2 separate regions of the Homo sapiens genome follow, and region 2 is linked to region 1. The links are chromatin loops, found by intact Hi-C in ENCODE. Cell type or tissue: ovary. All regions are shown on one strand. Each heading gives the region's core, and the rest is flanking DNA. Links, peaks and the distances in the headings are about the cores only.

Region 1 (10,958 bases), core at 2,159-10,158:
AATTTCCGGGATTGCTTTGTCTCTTGGCTTGTTAGGAGTGCAGCAAATGCGGTCCCACAACTATGTGAAGAGGAGGCTTGCTGGTAGGGAGTGGTCAGGACTGGCGGTCAGGAAACCTGAGTTTCCTGCAAATGGACAAAGGCATTTGTTAAGTAATATTGAATAGTAGCTAAGAAATAATATTCCATTTAGTAAGATTGAGGTCACAGTTGCCAACGTATTAAGATCAACTATTGTTAATGATTTTGCCTTAATGAAAATGAGTTAGAAATCCAGCTCTTTGAGGATAAGCTCTAAGTAGGGACTGAGCGATTGGGATTTAGGGTGCTTCATGCTTTAGGCAGCAAAGCCAGTTATTGGGAGATTGTCATATCGACTTTGCCTTGAAGGGTTCTCTCTTTGCCTGAATATCAGATCATGGCCTTCTTAGAAAAGTGCTCCGTGACATTTTATTGATTAGCCTTCAAAAAAGAGCATAGCAGTAGGGAGAGGTCGGGCCAGTCTCCCTCAGTCCTCTGGGCCGGCCGAAGCCCAGACACCTTCACAGGATGATGGAGACTTGGCAAAATGCTGTATTCACCTGGGAGGGTCCTTGTGTACCCGACTACAATTCTGAAGATACTCAGTATGGTTGCCTGAGACTTCTCCTGGTCAGCTCTTCCCAATATTCTTTTCTCCTCCCTCCCTGACACCCTCCCCTTAACACCTCCCCACTCTGCCACCCCCATATCACTTGCTGGAACACCTATTTCCTCATCTTATTTGAAAAAATGTATTATATTGTCAAATAAATCAAACTGTTCAGGAGGTGTAGCAGAAAAAGCCCTTTGTCCCCATACAGAAGGCACTTATAAAAATCTCACCCATTATCTTCCAGGTAATTTTTCCTTTAAATACTTTTCTTTCATGGAGAACATTCCAAGTGACAGTAAAAACAGAAATAGTTCATTTGGAAGACACAATATAACAGTATTTTCTTAGGGTATTAAATAATGATCCTCTAATTGCTGAACTTAAATCACACAAAAATGCTAGACATAAAAGTCACCTTTTAAAAGGAAGCTTTGCACATACCTCATTTTCCCCCAAATAGCCACCTCTATGATTCCTTTGTGTTGTAGAAAAACCTGTCATTTACAAAGTGCTTTTGTATACATTTTCTCACTTGGTCATTATGTGTTAAGGCAGGCTAGAGCACAAATCTTAGCTCACTGTAGCTTCAAATTTGTGGGCTCAAGTGATCCTCCCACCTCAGCCTCCCGAGTAGCTGAGACTACAGGTACACACCACCACGTCCAGTTAATTTTTTATTTTTTAAAATTTTTTGTAGAGATGAGGTCTCTCTGTGTTGCCCAGGCTGGTCTCAAACGATCCGCCTGCCTCGACCTCCCATAGTGCTGGGATTACAGGCGTGAGCCCCTATGCCCAGCCGCTCATTTTCTAAATGAAGATGCTCAGAGAGGTTGGGTGAGTTGGCCAAGGACACCCAGCTCCCTGCAGCTCGGGTTTGCTTGCTCCTGGTTCTGTGCATGTTCTCAGCTCCCTGCTGTGTTTCATTGCTTAAAACAAAACAGAAAACAGTGTATTACCCTTGGCACTACTTTGTGGCTAGGTTATACTTGGCTTAGCTTTGCACCTAGGCACCCTTTGAAATGTGATTCTGAGCTAGGAAAAAGGCTATTTTAATACATCCAAATGAGGCTTAGTTGAATTTTCCCTCCTATGTGCCTGTGACTAAGAGAACACGATGTCTCGAGTAGTTGTTCCTTTAGTACTCTAGTGTTTGTTTTGCTTTTTATTTTGCTGAAGTCATGAAGTGAGAATTAATTTCCTTTCGAAATACACTGGAAATGTATAGTAACCATTTAGGAAAGCTAGTTTGGTTAAAAAACATTTTTAAAATATGATAAGTATAGAGAGCTTCCTGTATGTTTTGAGTTAGAGGTAGCTAGTATTCCTCAATAGAAAACACTGGAAAACAAAAGCATCTTCCATAGAAAATATCAGAAAAGCAAAACAATCTTCCTGCTTCTGTCATGGAGGTGAGACTGCCTCAGTGCTGGGGAACTACCATACAAGACACCTCCATGAACACAAACCCTGGAACTCAGAGACAGAGGACGGCGCTCATCTGCAACAGCAGTCTAATCCTCAAGAAATGCGTGGCTAACAACGTGAAACCCCATCTCTACTAAACACACACACACACACACACACAATTAGCCGGGCGTGGTTGCGGGCACCTGTAGTCCCAGCTACTCGGGAGGCTGAGGCAGGAGAATGGCATGAACCCAGGAAGCGGAGCTTGCAGTGAGCTGAGATAGTGCCACTGCACTCCAGCCTGGGCGACAGAGCGAGACTCCATCTCAAAAAACAAAAAATAAAACAAACAAACAAACAAAACACACCCCACAACAACTGCGGATGTGAAATCACCAAGACATTTGTGTAGCACTCATTAAAGAGGGCAACACTAGGCGTGGTGGCTCGCGCCTGTAATCCCAGCACTTTGGGAGGCCAAAGTGGGCAGATCACCTGAGGTCAGGAGTTTGAGACCAGCCTGGCCAACATGGCGAAACCTCGTCTCTACTAAAAATAGAAAAATTAGCTGGGTGTGGTGGTGCGCAGCTATAATCCCAGCTACTAGGGAGGCTGAGGCAGGAGAATCGCTTGAACCTGGGAGGTGGAGGTTGTAGTGAGCCAAGATCACACCACTGCACTCCAGCCTAGACAACAAAGTGAGAGTCCGTCTCAAGAAAAAAAAAAAAGAGGACAACAGTGTTTCCTAACAGGATTAGCCTCCTCGTAGAGATATTTCCTGGCTCCAAATAGCTCTGAAGTGTTTTAAAACGGGGAAAGTTAGTGACCAATTCTGACAAAGTCAAAATCATAAATGATGCTATGCTTAGTAATTAAGATTTGACCAGGTTATTTTTTAGGTTTTCCAAAGATTAGACTCCTGAACCACAGCATTAAATCAATGGAGTTTCCAGCAAATGAGGGTGAGAATTTTGACAGGGCTCGGATTCACCTTGACCTCCTCAGGGTCACTGAGCACTGGGGTCACTGAGCACTAAATTGAGAGTCTGAGTCTCTTGCTTTATTCTTGAGGTCTTTAAAAACAGAAAATAATAATAATCAGTTATGTGTCCACTATTATGTGGCAGCTGTAAAGAAAGCCAAGTGAATGAGTCATTGTCCCTTGAATACACCATTCACATTCCTGTCCCCGCACCTTTGCTCATGCCATTCTCCACACCAGACTCTGTATGTCCTTCCCCCTCTGGCCTACTGAAGAAGTCTATGCACAAGCCTTATCTCTTCTCAGTGAAAGTCTCCTTGTCCTTTCCCAGGTCAGTGCTGCCTCCCCTCTCTGAACTCCCGGAGCCCTTGCTGTCTACCTAACACATTTATAACTTGGCATATCATCTCCGGAACGGATAATTATTCTTTTCTATCCTATCTTTGGAAACAGGCTGTAAATTCCATCAGTGCAGCTTATCTTTCAGCCTTTCTTTCTTTTTTTTTTTTTAACGTCTCTGATAGCATGCCTCCTACCAAATTGGTTCTCAAAAAACCCATTGATTGGTTCATGCCTTCATGTAACCAACTGCTGTCATTGTCATCTCTTGGTACTTAGAGACAGGGCTATATATTAGTTTGGGTTGCTTCTCACCATCCTCTGGGTTAAGGTCTCTGTGGGACTGTGGATTTGTTTTGTGACAGTGTATAGAGCAAGGTCAGGGAGGAGAACCACGGTGTGTACTTTATAACTCCATTTGAATGTCCGCTCCCTTTTATCTGTGGCTGTTATCCCAACCAGGGGCAAGGACATAGTTAAGAATTATGAGGATTCAGGTGGGCTGAAAGTCCTGGCTTAATGGAGTGCCAAGCTCAGGAAGAAAATATGGCTTCGGGTTGGGAGGGGTCCCCCTTCTCTCCCACACCACTGAAAAAGGCACCTGAGAAATTCAGTGCAGAGTCCACCGTCCTGTTGCCTTATCTATGGGGATTGATTCCCTTGCTTCAAGAGGGGAGGGAGGCAAATGGATCCTAGTTCCTGGCATTAAATGAGGCTCTTTCCTTAGAGGAGCTGACAAAGCAGCGAAAAGGGCAGTGGGGGAAGCAGAGACAGCAGAAAGTTATCTAGAAGTGTAAGTGAGGAGAAACACTTCAGCGCAAAGGAAATCAGAGTGAATATGAAACTTATCTCGGGAGAGGGAGGGCCGTTTTTGCAAGGGAGCTCTTGGAGAAGGGATTCAATTGCATGGAAGAAAATGTTAGGGAAAAATTTTACCTGACTCTACAGAAAGCTTTGCTGAGTTAAGGGGTAAAGTAATAGATTTAAATTCTGATGACCTGAGGGTATGCGAAGACTAGGACTACACAGGGAGACAGCAAGTGTTGCAGTGAGGAGCATGGGTGTGGGGTAGAAGGAACTGGATGCAAATCTCAGCAGTGGGTTCCTGGCCAGGTTACCATCTCTGAGACTCAGTTTCCTCATCTGTAAAATAGGAATGTATACCACAGAACACTGCTGAGAGGATTAAGTGAGAGAATCAGACTGTTAGTGCAGTCAGTCCCTGGCATGTAATACATGGTAGTTCCATCCATACGGAAGGATATTTCTTGATCTCTTTTTAGGCAATTCTGGCATTGGAGTGCCTGGGGGTGCCAAGGAGGGACACAGATAGAAAGAAATTCCTCATGGAGGGAATGGCCAATGCATTTCTAGAAACAATCATCTCTGATGTTGTATTTGAAATTATTTCCTACCCCAGGCTATAATAGCTCTGTCTGTTCTCATTAGTTATGACATCTTCAGAAAAATCTGTTTCATGCAACTGCTCTGTATTAGTGGTGCTCTGCAACAGAGAGGAGACAGGCTGTGTCTGCTTTGGCTACCTCGAGAGGGAGGAAAGAGCAAGCAGCAAGGATTGAGCAGGAAGCAGGATTCCAGAGCCAGAGATGATGGATGCATTAAAGGGCAACGGTGTTTCCACAATGAATAGCAAAGGCAGGAGGCCTCAGAAGCAAACTGGACTTGGTAACATCCAGGTTACAATTACATTCGTAACTGAAACAGGAAGAAGAAATCAGGAAATACCATTAGTTGTTGAACGAATCAACCCAGAGCTGAAAGTTGGTAAGAAGCCTTTCTCAGGTCCTTTGCCTAACAGCAGTTTATCCCTTACTGAGTAAGTTAAGTGACTCACCTGGAGTAGCTCTAGCACGTTCTAATTAGTCTGTACCTGTCCAGTTTACGAGGCCAGCATCGCCAAGTGTCAGATGTTGCTCCATGCACTCATACTTCTCCTGTCTGTGACAGGAGTGTTTCCCCAGGTGGCCAGCCTCACGTCTAAGCAAGGAGGCAAATTAATAATAGCACAACAATGATTTGGCTCCAAATGAGGAAGGATTTCTAAGATGGCTCACAACTGCTGTTGTGTTGTGTCCAGGGCAGCAGTGACCCTTCCTTGACTGGCTGCTCCAGCACCTACCAATGAAATAATTCACAAAGCCCCTCAGATGATGAACCAGCCACTGTGGCCACTACCCTCATGATTGACTTCCCTCTAGGGCTGTGCCCTTGCACATATGGGCTTCCTTTGCCTGGGGCTGGGGGCAGGGCCCACCCTCATAATACAGGCAGGAGCAGGGCCTTGCTATTCTCAGGCTCTCACCTCATCATGTGGTACTGTTGAGTCTCCTTGCTCTGCCTGCGATGTCTTCTGGAAGGTAAGCAGCTCTGCTAAGGGCAGGAGTGAAATGCTGTCACTCATTTTTTCCTACCCCTTTCAATGAACCCAGTCCACCCTCACACGTGGCTGGAAAGCCTTTGCAGGCCTCTGTCCTAAGTCTTTAGAATCTCTCCAGACCCTCTCCCACTTGCTCACTCTGCCAGTCATTAGTCATTCTCAGCTTTCCCATCAGTGACCTCTGCTTTCCTACCCATCCTCCTCCCTACTTCTGATTCCACATGTCAGCTTCTGTCCTTCATATTAGGAACTCATTTCTCTGGCTCGAACTCCAGCACCCGTTTGGACAGAGTCCCAGCTTTCCTCCACCTCAAACACTTAGGGGTGGACTAAAGCCTTTAAAACCTCTAAGCGATGAAATATGTAAACTATACATTTTACATTATAAATTATAAAATAAATATAAACCCCAGCAAATTAAATGATGACCCTTTAAATGCTTTCTTAACTGTCAAAAGCTCCTCCTGCTGAAATATTTTGGAGGCCTGATTTTCTGATACCAAAAGCCCATGCTTACCCTGCCCACTGGTGATGGGTGCATGTTCCTCTCTAGCCCCATGCTCAGCTGACCACAGGCGCCTGTAAGGACTAACCAGCTGGGCTGCCCTGTTCAGCCTTCCTTGTGGAGTGAGGGGTCAGTCCAGCTTGTGGGTTCACCACATACCTTGCTCCTAGCTCATTCCCCTAGCAAAGTCACCTCTTCTCTTCCTTCCCATCCGCCCAAGACAGTGTGACAATACGTGTATCTGTTTTGTCCCTTCAACTCATTCTCATTGACTTGATTGCTACTCATTGGTTTTGCAACAAAGACGACTAAAACCCCTGGTGGTAGGCATTACGGTAGAGGTATGTATTGACTTAACAGTCCCTCCTCCAGCCAGGCCCAACGTGATGCTAGGAATAGAGAGAGCAATTTGAGCAACAGGCTGAGACAATGGTTCTGAATCCAAGCAAATTTACATGGGTCACCAGAACATCCATCATTTCTCACTACAGGTACCTGAATGCCAGCGGAGAAGGTTATGAATAATTTATTATCTAATTGATTGACTAAAAGGCCATGAGAGGAATAACAGGCATGCCCAGGAGGCTTCTCACTCTCTCCTTCCCTTCCTCCCTCCTTTGTTCTCTGTCTCCCTCTCCCCAACCTTTCTCTTTCTTTTTTTTTCAAAGTGAATTCAAACCTGGGCCTACTTTTTATGCATAACTCAAAATCTTGATCTCATGACTTCATTCTTTGTGGCACAATCCTCCCTAAACCCCTTCTCACACCTTCCTTTGAACCAAGTGGAACAGTTGTACCACTTATGGCTCTGTCTTTACTCTTGAATAATTGCCATTGCAGGCAGTTTTCTCATCATAATTTAGAGAGGATTTAGAGATTTTTACCCAAGAAGAGAGAATTTGATTGCATCACAACAAAAGAGGTCCTCAGATGGACAATGGGGCATGGATCAGATGGAGGAAACAAAACATACAGGCCTGAGCAGTGTGTGTTTTCTAGGGCTGCTGTAACAAAGAACCACAGACTAAGGGGCTTAAAACAAGAGACATTTATTGTCTTACAGTTCAAGTGGCTAGAAGTCCAAAACCAAGATGTTGGCAGGGCCATGCTCAAACCGAAACGCGGAGGAGAGAATCCTTCCTTGCCTCTTCTGGCTACTGGTGGTTCGCTGGCAGTCCTTAGCATTCTTTGGCTAGCAGCTGCACCACCTCAATCTCTGCTTGCATTGTCACATGGTGTTCTCTCTGTGTGTCTCTCTTCACATGGCCACCTCCTTATAAGGACATCTCCTTATACATTGGCACCTTCTTAGGGCCCACCATAATCCAGTATGACCTCATCTTAATTAATTACATTTGCAGTGACCTTATTTCCACATCAGGTCACATTCTCAGGTACAGGGATCAGGACTTCAACATATATTTTTGTGGGGGGGTGGGGACAAAATCCAACCCATAACAAGAAACATGCCTATTCTGAGAATGGCCAGTAGTTCCATTTGGCTGGAAAGTTGGGCATGACTAGAGTGTGGTGGGAGAGGAAAACAATCTAGCAACTAAAATAATGGGAAAGCAAAGCTGTGGACTTATTAGCTTAGTTTACTGTGGTGAAGGTCTCTGCATCTCTCATTCCAGTCCAATAGCTTGCAATTTTTTGCCATTGGTCAAGAGAAAGATAGAGAACTACCATGCAGGTGAGTCAATAATGTCTTCTCTATCTGTCATTCATTCATGTATTTATTCAATAATATTTATTGAGCACCATGTGCCAGGAACCATGCCAAGCAATGGGATTCAGTGGCAAACCAGACAGACATGACTTCTGTTCTCCTAGAGAAACAGCTCAAAGTATGGTTTCACTTGTCTTCAGTCATGACCTTCCTTATCAACATGTAACAATGTCTAGAAGGAATTCCAAGGTAGATTAATTAAAAATAGATGGGTGGCAAAGTTGTGAAACAAAACAGGAAATCATTTTAAAAGCAGAAAATAAGTAGACATATCCCCAGGCGAACGACAAGCCTGTGCAAAGTTCTTTCTATGTCAAAGCCAGTGTCCTTTACGGTATCAGATAACTAACTCCTCCAAATTGCTAAGGCATGCTCGTCATTCCCGTCATTCCCGTAATGCAAATAGAAAACCCTCACGTAACCCTGCCAGAAGGTGACAGTGTAACACATTGCCCAGTCCTCAACCAGTAGCTGAAGATCAAGGGGCACAGTAGGAAGTACATAGCTTCTTCTCCCATGCATTAAAGTTAAGTGATCATGCCTGGACAAGCACCATGGATTGGAAGAAAGCCTTCGACTGGAATCTGGTCAGCACACTTGTTGATAAATTGCAAAATATCTCATGTTTCTGTGGAAAACAGGGCACTACTGACATGTGGCTCCGTGTAATTATAGTCACTAAAGTTAATATTTTCCATAAACTATAGATGGTCTCTGAATTGGGCTACATTTGCAGAAATTGTGCTGTAGTCCTTGAAAACACCGCATGGAATTACCTTTCAAAGTAATAATGTGCATGAGGTATCTCACCTCTTATTATTCAGCAAGTGATCCTATCCCGGCAGGGAGTTTTCCATTAAATAATATATGTTTATACAAAAAGGAGGGAAGAAGGAAGAGAAAAGAAAAAGAACGTCCCTAATGACATTCACAAATACTCTGGCTTTCCTCTCTTTCCAGGAATGTAGTAAGACTGCACGTCACTGTCCCCTTTGAAGTTAGGTTTGACCATGTGACTCACTTTGACTGATGAAATGTGTGCAGAAGTGACCTAAGTCCTACCTGAGTGAAAGCTTTAAGAGCCACAATATGCTACATTCTCCTTTACTGCTGCCTTCGAGATTGTGTGAGCAGATGTCAAGATGGGTCTTGTCAGCATGCTTCCCCCAGTGATGCTGACGAGCAGAGCAACAGAGTGCAAGCAAAAATAAAAGATTTGCTGGGTGCGGTGGCTCACACCTGTAATCCCAAATTACAGGCAAATTATGCCTGTAATTTGCTGGGATTGGGAGGGCAAGGTGGGCAGATCACCTGAGGTCAGGAGTTCAAGACCAGCCTGGCCAACATGGTGAAACCCTGTCTCTACTAAAAATACAAAAAATTAGCCAGATGTGGTGGCAGGTGCCTGTAATCCCAGCTACTCGGGAGGCTGAGGCAGGATAATCGCTTGAATCCGGGAGGCGGAGGTTGCAGCAAGCTGAGATTGCACCATTATACTCCAGCCTGGGAGACACAGCAAAACTCTTTCTCAAAAAAAAAAAAAAATAAAATAAAATAAATAAAATAAAATAAAAGATTTGTGGGGCTAAGCAATTGAAGTTTTGGGTTTTTTGTTGTTGCTGTTGTTGCTGCCACATAACCTGTCCTGTCCTGACTAAAATTGACAGTGAATTCTGCATGTTAACTCCTATGGACCAACTAACCAACACCGTCAGTGTTAATGAGACAGAGTTATCAGATGCATGAAAGGGGCTCCCTAGAGCAGGTTCTCCTGGGTATTCACCTGCCAGGGCAGATCTGTCAGGAAGGCCAAGGTTGGGCTCCAGAGAGGCTGTACAGGTTTTAGTAGGAAGTACTAGAACACATTTATTTTAACTATTCAGTTGTAATGGATGCATTGGATAACTATGAAATACTTTGATATGTAGAATGATAATACAATTTCATTATAGCCAATACTGAGCAATAAAGTCCTGAGAATATTATGAAGAGCAAAGGGATAAAGGAAAAAGAAAAACAAGTCAGCGGAATGCCATTTTAATAGATGGATTGTAGTCATCAAATTAAATTAATGTCAAAGTCATCCATCCTTCCCGTTCTCAATTATTTTAACTAAGCCAAAATTCCACTCCAACACTTCGACAATAACTTTCATAGCTACCTAAAATTACTTCCAGGGGGCCAGGAGTGGTGGTGCATGCTTGTAGTCCCAGTTATTTGGGAGGCTGAGACAGGAGGATTGCTTGAGCACAGGGGTTCGAGGCTCCAGTGAGCTATGATAGTGGCACTGCACTCCAGCCTGGGTGACAGGGTAAGACCCGGTCTCAATCAACAAATAAACAACTTCCAGGGGGAAGGCAGGGTACAAATGAAAGACCAGACTAAAACTATTTCTTTATCCTCGGAAAACTGGAGGTTTATTCTACTATGGCTTTATCATTTCACTGCTCATTTTTCCTTTTCCCTCCCAGCTTCCCAATCAATTCATTTTACCCTAAACCACTGTCCTGCAAGTGCGCCCTAATGGCTTTCTCACATGCCTTCACTCACCTGCCAAATGCCCATCTCTCTCACTTTTTTCTGTTCAAATCTCACCATCCCTCTGGGCTAGCTCCCATCTCCAGGAAGCACTGGCCTCTCTCTCAACTCCAGGCCTCACAGATCTTTCCTGTTTCCTGAATTCCTGAGGCAGCAACAATTCTGAGCACACGATTTAGTGCTGACTTACATAACGGTTCTCTCTCTTTCATGTGTGGCAGTCCTGTCTCTCAATCACTCTACGGCAGGGACCCCAGCCCTGAGCCCTGCTCCTGTGAGCTCCTGAGCTCTGTCCCAGATCAGCAGTGGTATTAGATTGTCATAGGACCACAAGCCCTATTGTGAAGTGCAAGGGATCTAGGTTGCACGCTCCTTATGAGAATCTAACGCCTGATGATCTGAGGTGGAACAGTTCATCCTGAAACCA
Region 2 (9,425 bases), core at 1,426-9,425, 660 kb before region 1:
ATGATTGGGATGTGTTGCAGGACATCCAGAAAGCAACTAGGAACAGAGGGCTGGAGTTCAGGAGAGGTGACCGCAGAGGGATATTTTTGGAATTCTGCCCTGCTCATCTGTAAGTTCATGTGAGTTGCATTAAACCTGATGTGGAGAGTGCGTGGGGGTCTCGGAGCCTAAAGGAAATATGAAGAAAATGAGCAAGCTCCCATCCGCATTGCCTCTGCACTCCCAGCACTGCTTTTGCATGAATAGGGGACAGACACATCCCTGGCACAGGGAGGCTGTTCCCACTTAGAGCACATCTGTTGAAGGAATGAGGACACCAAGTCTGCCTGCACCCTAAGGCCAAACATCAGCTGGGCATCCAACACTTACACTACCAAAAGCTGCTGTCCAAGGAAGCAAGAGAGACTGGGGAAAAGCGCAGCTGCCTGCATGCAGTGTCCCAGCAGCAAATCATGTCTGCAGGCTCTAGACCCACCAATGATTTTTCTTCTCTTCCTAATTCAATGCAAGGTTTCAGCTCCATCTGAGTGCCTGTGGCACTGAGAAAATTAAAGGTAGACTTAATTGATCCCAAATGATCTTGGCTCACTGCAACCTCTGCCTCCCGGGTTCAAGTGATTCTCCTGTCTCAGCCTCTCAAGTAGATCTTCATGCAAAGCGACATTGAAAATGGAAAGACCCTATTCTGGGCATCATTTCTGCTGGTCCTAAAAAAGGGTTATCCAAATCCCCACTCAAGAGCTCCCCTTATGGCTCCCTGGTGGAAGCCAGCCCAGGTGAGGGCTCCTTCACTCTCCCACAACTCTAAAATGCAGTGTATAAGTTCTTGTGGACAAATTGCCATTAGGAACAGCTTCCAGCTGTCAGAAAACACTTGCAAGTAAACAACCCCATCCCAGTCAAACTGTATGACTTAGCTTTGGAGGTTTCTGAACTTCTGAGCCCTTTTGCCATCCCAGCCCCACCCCTATAGTGCCTATGACCTTCAGCTCCTCCTCCGATGAAGATTCTAGACTGAAAGCTCCATGAGGAAGGGGCCGTGCCATGGTTCACTATCACAGTATCTAGTACATCTCCTGGAACATAGTAGGCCCTTGCTAAGGATTTGCTTTGCGGATTCAAACCTCTCTTGTATAAGATACAAAGATGTATAGGAGGCCGGGTGTGGTGGCTTACACCTGTAATCCCGGCACTTTGGGAGGCCAAGGTGGATGGATCACCTGAGGTCAGGAGTTTGAGACCAGCCTGGCCAACATGGTGAAATCTCATCTCTACTAAAAATACAAAAACTAGCTGGGTGTGCTCGTGCACACCTGCAATCCCAGCTACTTGAGAGGCCGAGGCAGGAGAATCGCTTGAACCCGGGAAGCGGAGGTTGCAGTGAGCCAAGATCATGCCATTGCACTCCATCCTGGGCAAGAAGAGCGAAACTCCATCTCAAAAAAAAAGATGTATAGGATACGTTTCCCACCTTCGGACCCATCCTCCTTCTTAGGACACAGTCTAGAGAGGGTGGCTGAGGTCTCTTCCCACCAACAGTCCTTTCGCCAGATGTGCCAGGGCTGGCCAGCCCCAGCAGTGAGACGCACTCCTGGGTGGCACCAGGGTCAGAAGAGCACCGGTCTAGCCACAGTGGCTCCTTTAGTCCTCCACTCAGGACCCTTCCTCTGAGCCTACAAATAATGCAGGCTGGCCTCTCCCATTCTCGACCCTCATTTTCCCCCATCAGCCCAGCGCTCCCTGTTCCCTCTAGGATGCTTCCAGGAATATACAGCACCGTTTCAGAGAGGATTGAATTGCATGGCTTCTTGAGCAACCTGGAACACTTGAGCCAGCCAAATTTCTGCTTTATTTCAGACCACCAGGTATAACAGCAGAATTCTTCATCCTGATTAGAAAGGTGTTAGTGTGCAGTCCATAGAGAGAGAGACATCATGGTTAAGAGGCAGGTTCAAGAGCCTGGATACCTCAACTCCATCCTGGCTGTGCCACTTACTTTCTGGTGGTGGTGGGGAAAGTGCTTCATCTCTGTTTTCTCACCTCTAAAATGAGGCTGATATTAATAGTTCCTACCTCACCGGGATGTTATGAAGGTTAAATGAGATCATCCATCTGAAGCACTTAGAAAAGTGTGTATGCAATACAAACCTTCATTATTATCCGTATTTACAGTTTACAGAGGGCCCCACCAGAAGTGTTAACTCTAATTTACAAATATAAGAGGGTGCACACACACTGGCTCCCTTTTCTCAATTTAGGATAGCACTTTCCACTTCACCTTTCTATCTCCAGGAGGCTCTTCTCTGCCCCCTCATGGAAACACTTCCACCAAATCCCACTGCCTCTCCCCCAGCCCACAAAACTGATCATTTCCCATGCCCTCCTGGCCGCTCCGTATTAATCAGCACAGCCTGTTTCAGATGTCCCCCAAAACTTAGTGGCTCAACACAACAAAGGTGAGTTTTGCCTTCAGAGTCCAATACGAGTTGAGTGTAGCAGACATTCTGCTCCACTAAGGCATTCGGGACCTGGGCTCCTCCCAAGTAGCTCCACTGTCTTTCAGGGCCTTGGAGTACCACCCTGGGTCCCCTGCATCCAACAAGCAGACGGGAAGAAAACAGGGGGAGGATGGTATGGCAGGTTTTAGGACCGAGCCAGGCAGGGCTGCTCATCCCTTTAGCCCACGTTCCACAGGCCAGAAAACCAGCCCCATTGTTAGCAGCAGTGAATCTGCAGGGGTGCGCAGCAACTTGATTCTTGCCCTCTCAGAGGAAAGAATTCGGCTGCGGGGGCAGAAGTAGTTTTAAGGCAGAGGGAGAGACCGAGGCAAGTTTTAGAGCAGGAGTGAAAGTTTATTAAAAAGTTTTAGAGCAGGAACAAATGGAAGTAAATACACTTGGAAGGGGGCCAAGCAGGTGACTTGAGAGATCCAAGTGTGCCATTCAGCCCTTGACTTGGGGTTTTATATGCTAGCACAGTTCCAGGGCTTCTGTTTCTCCTCCCTTGATTCTTCCCTAGGGGCGGGCTGTCCAGGGCTGTCCACTTGTGTGGTGGCCTGCGGGCACTTGGGAGGGGCCACATGCACAGCATGTTTACTGAAGTTGTGCACATGCTCATTTGAGGCATTTCTCCCCTTACCAGTAGAGTGTTCCTAGAGGAAGGTCATATACAGGTTAAACTCTGTCATTTTGCCTCTTAGTGCCCAGGCTAGAGCCCACTTGCCCAGCTCCTGAGATCTTACCAGGAAGCGGCTGCTCACCAGCTTCAGGTGTTTTCTATTAGGAGTCTTCCTTTCCTTGGTGCCAGCTATGCCCTATTATTATTTTAGACTGACAGTTAACAACTGCCTGACCATCACCTGATGGTTGCCTGACATTCCTGTGGGCGGGGGGGGGGTGGGGAGTCCTCTCCTGTCCTGCTCATGTCTGCTTAGCTACCTACTCTAACACTATGACTCCACCTTACAGTAGTGGAAGCTCAGAAAGATAGCCTTTCCAGCCGGGTGCAGTGGCTCACGCCTGTAATCCTAGCACTTTGGGAGGCCAAGGCGGGCAGAGTTCAGGAGTTTAAGACAAGCCTGGCCAACATGGTGAAACCCTGTCTCTACTAAAATACAAAAATTAGCCAGGCATGATGGCAGGTGCCTATAATCCCAGCTACCTGGGAGGCTGAGACGGGAGAATCGCTTGAACCCAGGAGACAGTGGGTGCAGTGAGCTGAGATCATGCCACTGTACTCCAGCCTGAGTGGCTGAGCGAGCCTCCGTCTTAAAAAAAAAAAAAAAAAAAAAAAAAAAAAAAAAAAAGATAGCCTTTCCATGTGTCCAGGAGGGGAATCAAACCTGTTTGATGAACATATTGTATTTTTTCTGCTACCTGCTCCTGAAGCAGAGGCTTTTCTGGGAGAAAACTTGAATCTATTCTCTTCAGGCCATTCTCTTAGAAAATAGGCCCAAAGTGATACTCCATGTTTCCCTGCAAATCCTGTAGCAGACGATGTCTCATCATCAAATCCTGCAGGCAGACATGGGAGAAAGAAGGTGGTCTTCGGGAGAGACGGAGCTGGTGCTGCTCTCAGCTCTGCCACTCCTTGGCAGCTCAGCTTCCTCCTTTGCAGGATGGAAGTGGGGGCATGGAGGACTTTGAGCATTGGTGACTACATATATGAAGAGTGGCCAGGGATATTACTGTCCTTGGCCCTGCTTCCCTGTTCTCCCGTCCCCCAACCACCTCACACCACCCCACACCACCTGTCCAGAGTCAGGGCTGCCGGGACAGGCACAGTTCTTCTGGCTGCCCGGGTGGTCTGTTTTCAGCCAGTCAACCCCGCTGACAGGGCAGAAACAATGGGGAAGGGGAATGAGGATCAGGACAGCCTGCGAATGTAATTAAGCGAAAGGAAATCTGAAAACCCAAATCCCTCTCCCGCCCCAACCGATGCCAGCTTGATCTTTTTTGTTTCTGGACCCCACCCCCAATGCACGCCCCCACACTTCATGCTCAGCTGATCCAGATGGTCTGTGGATGCTGAGAGCCAAACAGTGTGGGGAATTGGTTGTTTCATAAGCTCCTACAGACTCTGTCACTAATTGTAAACCCATTTGGGACACATTCTGAAACAAGAGGCTTTTCACTAACCTCTAGTTCCTAAACAAACAAACACAAATCAGGGTTCATGCTTTCTCTCATTCTACCCTTCCCCAGGCTCCTCCTCACCTTGCTTTAAAACAATTACTTGGGAAACAAAGGGCAACACCCACTTTGTGCGCCCCTGGTAATACCGCAGTCACCTACCAGCTCTGGAAGCAAGAGAGTCATTGTTCTCCTAGCAACACGCACTGCCCCAGCTGCACGTGTTTGGTGCTTGGATTACACCAGCCAGCAGCGGGGGTGTGCATGTTGCTAGGAGAACTTGAACTTGATTCTAAATTTGCAACCTCTCCTCACTGCCACAGCTTTCTTTCAGCTGCAAACAGACACAACTCAACTGCAGAATCCACAACACTGGGCCCAACGGGGAAATCCCCAGCCTCAGATAAGACCAGTGTGCTTTCATCCTTTTCTTTTCTCATGTCCTTCTTTCTTGAATTTCAGACAGATAACAACCACACAAATAAGCAAGAATTATGAAGATCCATTGTACAATATCGACTGAGCACGTCCTATTGCCGGCTGCTGTCCTGGTCACTTCAGACACAGCATGAAGGAAACAGACAAAAGATCTTCCCCTTAGAGAGCCTCCGTCTGGGGTAGGGAGGATGATAAGCAAATAAACACATCAGTATCAGTCGGGGTTCTCCAGACAAACAGAGCCAGGAGGAGCTAGATTAGCTCTAAATCTAGATGACATAGATGTGTGTATGTGTACATATTACATATATGTATAAAGGAATTTATTTCAGGAATTGGCTCATACAGTTGTGGAGGCTGGCAAGTCTGAGATCTGTGGAGCAGGCTAGCAGGCTGGAAACTCATGCAGGAACTGATGCTGCAGTCTTGGGGCAGAATTTCTTCTTGCATAGGGAAACGTCGGTTTTCCTCTTCAAACCTCTCCACTGATTAGATGAGGCCCACCAAGATATCAAGGGTAATCTCCTTTACTTAAAGACAACTGATCTTGTTTACCATATCTATAAAATACCTTCACAGCAACACTAGGTTAGTGTTTGCTTCAATAACTGGGTCTTGCCTGGGCGCGGTGGCTCCCACCTGTAATTCCAGCACTTTGGGAGGCAAAGGCGGGCAGATCACAAGGTCAGGAGATCGAGACCATCCTGGCTAACACAGTGAAACCCCGTCTCTACTAAAAAATAAAAAATAAAAAAATTAGCCAAGCATGGTGGCGGGCGCCTGTAGTCCCAGCTACTCAGGAGGCTGAGGCAGGAGAATGGCGTGAACCCAGGAGGCAGAGCTTGCAGTGAGCCGATATCGCGCCACTGCACACTAGCCTGGGCCACAAAGCGAGACTCCATCTCAAAAATAAAAATGAAAAAATAAAAAAAAATAACTGGATCTTATAGCTTAGCCAAGTTTGACACATAAAACCAAGCATGCCAAATGCATGTCCAATGTGTTGGGTAGTGATAAGTAAGTGCAATGGGAAAAAAGAAAGCAAGTGGAGAGGGACAGGGAGCCCCAGGCAGTGGGGCACAGGAGACATACCATGTGAGATATAATACGTCGTTCAATACAAACTTGAAAGAAAAATAAATGAACATACCTAGGCACTGCATTCAAAAAGCACAACAAAATCCTCACTTAGTGACAGATCTGCTTAATCATGACTCTGCAGCACTGGAATTGAGGACAGGAGAGAGGCCGTTTGCAGAGCTCTAATTAATAGCAGCACAGCCAAAGCAAGAAGCAAGTGTTTAGTCTCCGGTCTTGATGGATCTTCAGAAACAGATCCCTGTCTGCAACGGCCTCCTGGCTGAATTCCTGCTTCCACACTCGCCCCTCCCTCCACTACTCTGCTCCCACCCCTGACAGTGGTTGCAGGCACTTGGCCTCTTCTGCCCGCTGCCCCCCCACCCCATCCCTTCACCACCCCCTCCCACTGCAGCTGCAGTCCCGGTAGCCTCTTGCTGGTTCCCCAGCACTCCTTCTCACTTCTGCCCCAGGCCTTTGCTGCTCCTCCTCCACATCCTGGAAGGGTCTCCTCCCAGCCATGTGCCTGGCTCTCCCCACACATCCTCCTCAGAAAGGCCAGCCTTGACCACCCCATAAAATAGCACCCTCGTCATCACTCTCTGCCTCCTTAGCCCATCTTCTTGGTCTTCATAGTGTATATGTTAAATATCTATTTCTCTGTTGATTGTCTTCTCTCACTCTGTTGTTTTTTTAAAATTGTAGTAAAATTACATAAAATTTACCACTTTCAATTGCACAATTCAGTGACATTTAGCACATTCCCAGTGTTAGACAACCATCACCACTACCTAGTTCCAGAACACTTTCACCACCCTAAAGGAAACCCATACCCATTAAGCAGCCACTCCCCATTTCTCCCTCCTCCAAGCCCTGACAATCACCACTCTGCCTTCTGTCTCTGTGGCTTTGCCTATTCTGGGTATATTACATGAAAGGAATCATACAGTATATGGCCTTTTCTGGCTGACTTCTTTCACGCAGCATGATGTCTTCGAGGTTGGTCCATGCTGTAGCGTGGGGCAGTACTTCATTCCATCTATGGCTGAAGAGCATTCCATTGTGTGGGTGTGCCATGTTTTGTTTCTCCATTCATCCACTGAGGGACATTTGGGTTGTCTGCACCTTCTGCTATTGTGAATGATGCCACAGTGAACATACATGTGTGGTGTTTGTTTGAAGGGGACTCTGTCTTGATCATTTTGTGTCCCTGGCCTGTGAACGGACCTGCAGATTAACCTGTGGACAGCTTAATCTTCAGGCAAATGAATAAAAGGCAAAGTTCAGCATCTAATTTAATTTTCCCCAGGCCCCTTTATCAACCTTCTCTGCCACAGCAAGGACCAAGCCTTTGTATCCACACCTAACCAATATCCACACCCTGAGCCAAACCCATCCAGCAGAGCGGCAGGGGTCCAGCTAGGCTCCTCCCAGCTCCCTGCTTCCCAAAGGTAAGACATCCAGGCCATTGAGCCAAATGTGCCCTTTGGAATTCCCATACAGCCCCAGGATTCCCCCAAAACAAAGCACTTTTGTCCTCAGGTAAAGGCTGACTAGTAGGCTAATAAGACTTCGGATATTTCTTTGAATGGGATAAAATCTCAAATTTTATGATTAGAAATCAGACCCTAAGAAACATCCCTGGGACTCGTTTCCAAGGCTGCCATAACAAAGTACCACAAACCAGGTGGCTTAAAGCAACAGAAATTCATTTTCTCATTATTCTGGAGGCCAGAAGCCTGAAATCCAGGAGTCAGCAGGGCCACGCTCCCTCGGGAGGCTCTGGGGAAGAGTCCTTCCCTGCCTCTTCCAGCTCACAGTGGTTTCCAGCAATCCTTGGCCTTGTTCTTGGCATGCAGCTGCCTAATCCCACCTCCACCTCCATATTCACATGGCCTTCCTCCCTTGTATCTCACATCAGCTTTTTTTTTTTTTTTTTTTTTTGAGAGGGATTTTCACTCTGTCACCCAGACTGGAGTGCAGTGGCGCCATCTCAGCTCACTGCAACCTCTGCCTCCTGGGTTCAAGTGATTCTCTTGCCTCAGCCTCCTGAGTAGCTGGGATTACAGGTGCCCATCACCACGCTCAGATAATTTTTGTATTTTTAGTGGAAATGGGGTTTCATCATGTTGGCCAGGCTGGTCTTGAACTCCTGACCTCAGGTGATCCACCCGCCTCCCAAAGTGCTGGGATTACAGGCATGAGCCACCACACCCGGCCCACATTATCTTCTTAAAAGGACATCATTCATATGGGATTAAGGGCCCATCCTACTCCAGCGTGATTTCATCTTAACTAATTCATCTACAATGACCGTATTTCCAAATAAGGTCATATTCTGCAGTAGTTGGGGGTTAGGACTTCAACATATCTTTTCTGGAGACATAATTCATCACTTTGGAGAAGGGGTCATGGAATGCATAGCCTTGATTTTACTAAAGCGTAAATCATTGGTAAGGTATTGGGGAGGGCAGGGAGCTGTGTGCAAATAAAGAAGACCATGCACAGGCAGGGTTCCACTGATGAGGAGAAATGGGCAAGAAACAGGAGAATGGAACCTTCCTCTCTCTTCCTCTGTCTTCCTTGCAATTTAGCTGAGGGCCAAATCTGTACCTTGCAGCCAGCGCAGCTGCAGAACAGGGCAAGGAGGTATCTCAGGTCTCCTAGAGGGATCCTTGGAATGCACGGAGCAGCTCACTTCTCGCTCATAACCCTCCAAGAGCTCCCCTGTGAGCCCGGCTAATGCCCACAGGACCCCAGGCCATCTTCCCTCCACATTCCCGCTCCTATCCCTTCCCCACCTCTCACTCCACACCAGCCACATTGGGTTCCATCCTGTCCTTGAAAATGCCCAGTATGCTCCTGTCCTGGCACCTGTGTCCTCCTGGTCCCTATCCCTGGAATGTTCTTCCTTCCTTCAGAGATCTAAGTGGCTCAAACTGCATTCTATCTGGCCCTCCCTGCCCACCCTATCTCCCTTCCATCCTACCACTTTCTATGCCCCTCTCTTGCTCATTTTTTCCATAGCCCTTGCCACCACCTGATGTACATATATTTACCTACTTACTGTCAGTCTTCCTCCACTAGAATATGCACACGTGATAGAGGGAACATCGTGCTGTGCTCCTCATGGCCATATTCCTGGCCTCCCAGCAGCCTTGGCCTGTATTAGCTGGTCAGTGACCTATCATCAGATAAAGGAAGCTGCTGTGCCACACCAGGTGCTAGAGGAGCTCTGCAGCTGCTGGAGGGCCCCTGCACTGGGGCTAGTGTCCTGAG

What was found. Peaks named below come from ENCODE experiments on the same cell type or tissue, not always from the same donor. Only the 100,000 strongest peaks of a DNase experiment are listed, where the experiment ranks them.
Region 2: a loop joins it to region 1, with 3 times the contacts of the local background. A loop is called at or near these places in 63 of 110 quality-filtered maps.

Annotation. Positions count from the first base shown.
Region 1 is chr1:180,519,763-180,530,720 of GRCh38, reverse strand. No RefSeq gene overlaps it. Among named protein-coding and RNA genes, the nearest start is that of ACBD6, 23 kb to the right of the region's middle. RefSeq lists an enhancer at 8,193-9,392. In ovary, for the core only: no CTCF peak of the experiment used is centred there; no DNase peak of the experiment used is centred there.
Region 2 is chr1:181,175,615-181,185,039 of GRCh38, reverse strand. It overlaps LINC01732 (long intergenic non-protein coding RNA 1732), which reads right to left. Exons shown (of 3, transcript NR_125966.1): 3 at 2,832-3,151. Among named protein-coding and RNA genes, the nearest start is that of LINC01732, 5.8 kb to the right of the region's middle. RefSeq lists an enhancer at 2,552-3,051. In ovary, for the core only: no CTCF peak of the experiment used is centred there; a DNase peak (open chromatin) is centred at 4,859.